2 separate regions of the Mus musculus genome follow, and region 2 is linked to region 1. The links are chromatin loops, found by intact Hi-C in ENCODE. Cell type or tissue: left cerebral cortex. All regions are shown on one strand. Links, peaks and the distances in the headings refer to the core of each region. The heading gives the core; the rest is flanking DNA.

Region 1 (4,398 bases), core at 129-4,128:
TCCTCTATCATTAATGTGGGAGCATGGCAGCATCCAGGCAGGCATGGTGTAGGAGGAGCTGAGAGTTCTATGTCTTCATCCAAAGGCTGCTAGTGGAAGATTCACTCATAGTCAACTAGGGTGAGGATCTTAAGCCCACACCCACAGAGGCACACCTACTCCAACTTGGTCACACCTCCAAATGTTGCCACTCCCTGGCCAAAGAATATACAAACCATCACATTCCACTCCCTGGCCCCCATAGACTTGTTCAAGCACATGAGTCTATGGGGGATATACTTAAACATAGCATAATGAAAAATGCATTTAGTCAAACTTTTAAAGTCTTCATAGTCTATAGCAGTCTCAACAATGTTAAAAATCCAAAGTTTAAGGTCTCTTCTGAGATTACTGTAATCCCCAAAGCAAGGCAGGAAACCAACTGGGCAAATTCCAAACTCTGTATCCCCATGGCCGATGCCAAAGTGGTCTCCATTTATTTTCATCTTTGTTGACTGCAACAAACTGCTTTCTCCTGGGCTAGTTCCACTTCCTGTTAGCAGCTTTCCTCAGCATGTATGCCATGGCTCTGGCATCTTTAATGTCTTTGAGTCTCCAAGACAATTTCAGTGTTACAACTTCTTGTTTCAGTGTCTGGGATTCCACTTGATCTTTTGGACACTTCCAAAGGCTGGCATCACTTCTCCATCTCTGGACTCTGTAGAACTCCATGCTCTGTAGAATTCCACTATGGCTGCTGTTCTTGTGATCATCCCATGGTACTGACATCTCCAATACACTGATGTATTCCACTCAAACTAGGCTTCACCAATAGCCTCTCATACCTGCTCTTCATGGTGCCAAACTGCAAATCCTTTGCATGACCCCTTCAGTCCTGGGACATCAACTACAGCTGAGGCTATACCTTCTCCAATGGACTTCCATGGCCCCTCACAGTGCGAAGCTCAGCTGTTCTTCATGACAACTTCATGCGTTCAAAACCAGTACCACCTGGGTGATTTTTACACATTACCAAGTCCAGCTGCAGCAGGAGGTACAACCTTGGCTATCTCTGGAACACAGTTTGTTTGTGCTCCCAGAAAACACTTCCCAGAAGATTTCACCTCAGTGATGCTGGTCTCTTCATAATCACTGCTAATTTCTTAGCTCCAGCTAACCAGCACCAATTGTTCCAGTAGTTCTTTCCATTCTTAACTCTAGAGCCAGAGTCCCATGGCTGAAGCTGCCGAGGAGTTCTGCTGTTGGCAGGAATTAGACCATGACCCCCTTCTACTATTACATTGTCACTGGCTTTCTGTTTTCCAAATACTTCTCTGCCTAAGCGTGGCTATCCTGGGTCTTGCACTGTAGATTGGCCTTGAATGTAGAGATCAGCATGCCTGTCTCCTGGGACTAAAGGTGTGTAACACCATGCCTGGATCTAAATTTAGCTGGGTAGGATCTTGCCCCAAGTTCCCACTCCCTTAATCCTTTACCTCTTAGAACACAGGATTTTGCTCCATTTCACTTCCTGGTACCCCTTTAATATTCAAACAATATATTTTATATTTTTCCTTTCTAAGCTTGCTATGCTTGTTCAAACATCTCCTGCCTGAATTTTGGGAGTACAAGCATACTCTGCTACCCCAGGTGGAATTAAGTTTCTTTCTTTACATAAAGATATCCAGGTTTCCCCACATCATCTGATGAATAGGCCATGTTTTAGTGAGGGTACATTCTTAATCTTTCTAAAAGCCAGTGGGACTTAACTGCATATATCTTTTTAACTGGAACTCAATTCAGATTCAATTATCTAAAAGTCTGATTAGTGATAGAAGTAGGCTATACTAGACTATAGTAGGTAATATGGCTGTGAATCTCTAACCTCATATGAGGTGTGTTTAAGCTTTCCAGAATATTTTGTGCTTCCTTAGTAATGTTAAGATGCATTTCTACTTTTGAAAGGAATGAAAACCCATTTTGAAAGGAATGAAAACTCCAGCCTGCAGATAGATATTCATGGTATAGACCAACATCTAGCAAGAGTCAATAATTTCCACCCTCACACGGGCTATTTGCTGCCCAGGGTCACCCATCTAGACAAAGCTAACAAGGCCAGCATGAAACATCCCTACCCCTGTATCAAATGAACCACACAAGGACGAGCTAGTACGAGGAAATGCCATGAAGGAGTAGCTGATGGAGCTCTCTGGTCCTAGCACTTCCCATGGGCTGCATTAACTCCACAAAGAAGCATGGAGATGGGACCATTGCCGACACTTTCTATCCTAGGAGTGACATGAAAGAGTTAGATGCATATCTCTTAATTTTGATATTATTAATTGAATTTTTATGTTTCCAAATGAAGAACCACGGACTAATGTAACATAAAATGAAGTTTAGGAAAAGAATTTTCAGTACTAAAGCGATTAACAAAATTTAATTCTTGTATTACAATTATTTTCATTGATTTTAATTCCCATTGAACTATAATGAATACTGAGCACACTAACTCTGTTACCAAGACCTGTCCATTTCTCAAATCTCAACACAACCCTGAGTCATCTTTCTTCTACAAAATGTTGCCTACAATTCATAAACAGCTCTATATGTATTATTGAGGATCAACATATGGCAGAAAACATAAGATTTTTTTCCTGGGCCTATATAAATTTGGCCACAATATTATTGTCTGCAGTAACACACAATCCCCTGCAAACAATGTGACTTTACTCACCCTTTTAGCTGAAAATAGTTCCCATGTTATAGATACCACATATTTCTCATCCCCTCTTTCTTCTCTTGTTGGACATCAACATCTAGCCCTAACACAGATATTGCTGAGAGTGCTACAGTCTACACTGATGTGCAAATCACTAATTCATTCACTCACGGGATATGTAATAGTCATGGTTTTCTTATTTAAAGAAACTCCATATGAGGGCTGGAGAGATTGCTCAGTTGTTAAGAGCACTGACTGCTCTTCCAGGGGTCCTGAGTTCAATTCCCAGCCTCTATATGGTGGCTTACAATCATCTATAATGGGATCTGATTCCCTCTTCTGGTGTGTCTGAAGACAACTACAGTATACTCATATAAATAAAATAAATGAATCTTTAAAAAAAAACTCCACAGGAAGTGCAGTCAGGGAAGAGTACTTCACCACTTTATAAAAGTGGTACATGGGAGTCCCCTACTTTCAGTTAAAGCTCCACTTCTTATATTCTCTAGCATCTAGAAACATCACGTGCTATGAGGTTCTGAAGTGAGAAAAGGCTGGGATGCAAAGTCAAAGTTTCAGGACTCTCCATGGCTCCTTTGACTCTGGACTGTTATGTCCACTGCCATAGACCTAGCCATTACTGCACAGACCTGTTCAATTAATTCTTACAGTCTCCATTAATCCAAGGTATCTGCTGCTAAAATATGTCAGAGATATGTCCATTGTATTATGGAGTACAAATGCTAGGCTATAGTACTGTATGCCTTTGCTCCCATTCTCACCATCTTTGGCACTCTGGATTGCCTGACCATCCCTGAGTCTTGCAAGGACTGATTTGTGCATAGTTCATTCCTGGGTAATAGGCTGCCCTCTCACCACAACAACAGCCACTGAGTCTTAGCAGCCTGAACAATTGCAACTCTCTCCATCAGCAAAGAACACCACTGGAAGGACGTGTCCACCCAATAGGCAGACTGAAGCAGTTACAGCACCACTACCATCTGGACTAATATGGGCATAAACACAAGTGTTTAGAAGGGAATGGAGAGGCCCATTCCTTTTGTTCCAAGCAGCTTGTTCTATGACATCCATGTCTGAGGTATCCATTCCCCAACAGGACTGCCTTTTCTGGCCTCAGTGGGAGAGGATGCACTTAATTTGGCAGAGACAAGACAGGGTTTCTCTGTGTATCCCTGGCTGTCCTGGAACTCACTCTGTAAACCAGGCTAGCCTCAAAGTCTTTAATCTGCCTGCCTCTGCCTCCCAAGCACTGGGATTAAAGGCATGCACAACCACTGCCCAACGCATAGCTTAAACATAAACACCAGGATAATATAGAATAATATATTAAACATACAAAGATACCAAGAGCTAACCTAGATGAGTATACAGAGCAAAGATAACCTTTGTTGTTGAAGAAAGGAGAAGAACTTTCCTTGTAGACACAAACTACAGAAATCAATACTCTCTGCTTCAGTAATTAGGAAGATGACATGACAATAACCTCTAGGCTGAGGAGAGAGATGAATACGCCTATGAGGACATACAGAGGATTTAACAATACAACAAAAGTAAAGAACCGGGGGCTAGAGAGAAGTAAAGAACCGGGGGCTCAGCAGTTAAGAGCACTGACTGCTCTTCTGAAGGTCCTGAGTTCAAATCCCATCAACCACATAGTGGCTCACAACCCCATAGTT
Region 2 (4,398 bases), core at 100-4,099, 95 kb after region 1:
GGCATCTGGGTTCTTTCCAGCTTCTGGCTATTATAAATAAGGCTGCTATGAACATAGTGGAGCATGTGTCCTTCTTACCAGTTGGGGCATCTTCTGGATATATGCCCAGGAGAGGTATTGCGGGATCCTCCGGTAGTACTATGTCCAATTTTCAGAGGAACCACCAAACTGATTTCCAGAGTGGTTGTACAAGCCTGCAATCCCACCAACAATGGAGGAGTGTTCCTCTTTCTCCACATCCACGCCAGCATCTGCTGTCACCTGAATTTTTGATCTTAGCCATTCTGACTGGAGTGAAGTGGAATCTCAATGTTGTTTTGATTTGCATTTCCCTGATGATTAAGGATGTTGAACATTTTTTCAGGTGCTTCTCTGCCATCCGGTATTCCTCGGTTGAGAATTGTTTGTTCAGCTCTGAGCCCCATTTTTTAATGGGGTTATTTGATTTTCTGGAGTCCCCCTTCTTGAGTTCTTTATATATATTGGATAGTAGTCCCCTATCCGATTTGGGATAGGTAAAGATGCTTTCCCAATCTGTTAGTGGCCTTTTTGTCTTATTGACGGTGTCTTTTGCTTTGCAGAAGCTTTGCAATTTTATGAGGTCCCATTTATCGATTCTTGATCTTACAGCACAAGCCATTGCTCTTCTATTCAGGAATTTTTCCCCTGTACCCATATCTTCGAGGCTTTTCCCTACTTTCTCCTCTATAAGTTTCAGTGTCTCTGGTTTTATGTGGAGTTCCTTAATCCACTTAGATTTGACCTTAGTACAAGGAGATAGAAATGGATCAATTCGCATTCTTCTACATGATAACCGCCAGTTGTGCCAGCACCATTTGTTGAAAATGCTGTCTGTTTTCCAATGGATGGTTTTAGCTCCCTTGTCGAAGATCAAGTGACCATAGGTGTGTGGATTCATCTCTGGGTCTTCAATTCTGTTCCATTGGTCTACTTGTCTGTCACTATACCAGTACCATGCAGTTTTGATCACAATTGCTCTGTAGTACAGTTTTAGGTCCGGCATGGTGATTCCACCAGAGGTTCTTTTATCCTTGAGAAGAGTTTTTGCTATCCTCGGTTTTTTGTTATTCCAGATGAATCTGCCGATTGCCCTTTCGAATTCGTTGAAGAATTGAGTTGGAATGGAAGCTGCACAGGGAAATCTGAGACCCACAGTCAGCAGCTGCTTCTCTGAGACTGGATTTCTCAGAAAGGGGAGTGCAAGTGTGAACTGAGTGAGTGCCCATGCAGCCTACAGAGAGGGCCCTGGAAACCCCTCCAGGGTCTAGAATCCCTCACAATCCAAACAAGCTCAAATTGCTGTGAACCTATAATAGGTAGGTAGGTAGATAGATAGATAGATAGATAGATAGATAGATAGATAGATAGGTAGGTAGATAGGTAGATAAGTAGGTAGGTAGATAGATAGAGATAGATAGATAGATAGATAGATAGATAGATAGATAGATAGATAGATAGATAGATAGATAGATAGATAGATAACTTTACTCTGTTGTGGATTGTCCTGGTGCTGTTTGTATTTTGATGCTAATTCTGCATCCCCAAGAGAGGCTGCCTCAAAAGAGAAGTAAATCTCACACTCAGTGACTTCATGTGAAACTTCTCCCCATTTTAACTCGTAAGATAATGGCTAAAGCCAGTGATTGGGTAGTGGAAGGGAAAGGTGAAGCAAAAAGTTTTAGAGAGAGAGAGGGAGAGAAAGGAGGAGAGGGAGACAAAGAGAGGAAAACTAAAGAAGAGAAGATGGAAGGGAAATGGAGCAGAAGCACGTGGTCTGGGAAACATCAAGTTATAAGGGATCTCATAGCTGGGGAATAGTGCAGTGGTAAATCTGCCCAATCTAGGTGCCCAGCTTATATTCATATTAATTGAGTTGTGTTTTCATTGCATGGGTTTATTGGACTTAGAGCTTTACTGCAACAAATTGGTGCCCATCCTGTATTGATTAGAACTCAACTAATGTGAGATAAAAGTTCACTGCCCCCCACTCCACCCCTGAATACACAGCTGGAGCATCGATCTAGGATGCAGCTCTGTGTGGATTGAAAGGTGACTGGGTCTGTCTCAGGGGCCTACAGAGAACTGCAGAGAGGCTCTTTCCCTTAACCCCCAGGCCGAGAGCTAGGGCCAGGGGCAGCACCACAGGCTGGAGCTAGACTTAGGCACTGCCCTGTAAGAATCACAGGGAGGGACAGGAGACCCTTGAGCTTAACTGCCTGGGAGGTAATTTTGGGAACTGATTGAGGCATCTATGCTCGGGACAGACTTTCTGTGTTCAATTACACTACCCACCCACCTACCTGAGTCTACACAGGAAACGGACAGCCAGACTGGATCTCCCTACTGCTTGTTTGAGCTGCAGGCTTCCTGAGATCCACACACAAGCACACATTGCCAGCTGCAACCCAAACAGAAGCACAGAAGCCTCAGTCTTTCTACAGTCAGCCCCTCCCGGTGAATAAAGAATTAGACAGAACTGCACTGTTCCAAATTGAACAGCAGAGGGAGACACTGGTACAAAGTGCTAAAGATCAGGTAATATATTGATAATAAAGAGAGAAATATAACTTTTTTGATACTTAAAGATGAGAAACACAATAAATAACTTTTATGGGATGATATTTTGAATGATTTAACATGGACCAATTTAAAGGAAATAGCTAACTTGTCATTTACTGGTATTTCAATATATATTCTCTTGATTTACTATGTCTTCTCAAAAGACAGAGCCCTAGATAAGAAATTGTTTGCCTTGGAAAAGAGATTACAGGTAACACTAGAACTAAAGGTTCAGGATTTTATAGGTCAAAGTAAGCAAAGTCTAGAGGATAATTTACTAAACCTAGCAAATCAAACTAAGGCAGATGCTGCAATATCAGAATGACAACATAAAGAGGAGTAACATTATGGAATCAGGGCCTAGAACAGAAAATACAGGAAATTATAGAGAAGCATGAACAACAGAAAAAGAAATTTAAGACTTGGCAACATGGCCTAGAGGAAACACTAGAGTTGAAGACATAGGAAATTATGGATCAGAATAAGAGACAGAAAGATGAAGATGAAGATGGGAGACAGGAGCTGGAAGAGATGCTAGAACAAAAGATACAACAGCTCAAAGATCAGACTGAGAAGCAAAGGGAAGATAATGAGGTTTGGAGGCAAGACTTGGAGATCAACCTTTTAAAATTAATCAATCAAAATAAAATGGACAGCAGAGTATCAGAATTGCAATATAAAGACAAAATAAAACTATGGAGGCAGAACCTTGAACAGAGAATACAGGAGCTCAAGGAACAGGAGTAGACAAAAGGAGAGCTATGGAGCATGGGCATAGACCTTGAGGGAGGAATTTAAATTTTCAATTAAGGAAAATACTCAGGTAGAAACAGAAGATAAAATTAGAGAAAGCCAACCAAAGGCTGTTAGAAAGCAAGCTTTAGTCTATCCAGTTAATGTACAACAATGACCTCCAGACGATGATCAGCCACAGGGTTATCAGGAATTTGAATGGCAACTTGTGGGTCTGTTAGATCTGAGGACATTTAAGGAAAGTGTCATTAATTTTGGAATGCATTTTCCATCTGTAAAACAAATCCTGACTTCTTGGACTATTAAAAATAGACTAATCCCCCAAGACTGGAAAGATATGGCAAGGACAATACTACAACCTGCCACACATTTTCAATGGTTCTCATGGTGGAGAGAAGAAGTGATGAAGATAGCATGACAAAATAGAGAGATTTCCACAGACCAGCTACTCGGTGAAGGTTGCTTTGCTGAGGTAGAGGTGCAGGCTGTATATGATGAAGAAACCCTGGCATTGTGTGTGTTGTCAGCCTTAAAGGCCTGGGACAAAGTCAAAGAATCTGGGAAAAGACTTGATTCATTTACTCAAGTCATGCAAGGTCCAAAAGAAACCTTCCCTGACTTTTTATAAGGACTAGCCTCAGCTGTGGAAAGGAATGTATCAGATTCAGCAGCAAGAAAGGCAATAACCGTGTCTATAGTCTCTGAGGATGCAAATGCTGAATGCAAGGAAGTAATCAGACCACTGAGGGCAAGGTCAGCATCAATAGATGAGTGGGCTAGACATACAGCTGATACTGGATCTTTCTCTCCTGATATTACTGTAATAGGAGAAGCTGCCACTAGACACCTAAAGATGACCCAAGGTTTCAAATGTGTTACTTGTGGTGAGCAGGGTCATCTCAGAAATAACTGCAGGAAAAACCAAAGTAATCCCAAAAGGGGGCCATGCCTTCTGGAATGTGTCAAACATATGGTAAAGGCCAATGTCTGACTAGGGAATGTAGAGAAACAACAGGCAAATGGGGACAACAAAAACCCCCAAAGGTAGATTACATAGTGCTTTCA

The links. A loop is a pair of places that touch in the nucleus more often than their neighbours do. Peaks named below come from ENCODE experiments on the same cell type or tissue, not always from the same donor. Only the 100,000 strongest peaks of a DNase experiment are listed, where the experiment ranks them.
Region 2: a loop joins it to region 1, with 2.2 times the contacts of the local background. A loop is called at or near these places in 12 of 42 quality-filtered maps.

The regions. Positions count from the first base shown.
Region 1 is chr7:41,101,694-41,106,091 of GRCm38, forward strand. No RefSeq gene overlaps it. Among named protein-coding and RNA genes, the nearest start is that of Gm9239, 14 kb to the left of the region's middle. In left cerebral cortex, for the core only: no CTCF peak of the experiment used is centred there; a DNase peak (open chromatin) is centred at 2,148.
Region 2 is chr7:41,197,087-41,201,484 of GRCm38, forward strand. No RefSeq gene overlaps it. Among named protein-coding and RNA genes, the nearest start is that of Gm34811, 11 kb to the right of the region's middle. In left cerebral cortex, for the core only: a CTCF peak has its summit at 2,545 (motif pointing right); no DNase peak of the experiment used is centred there.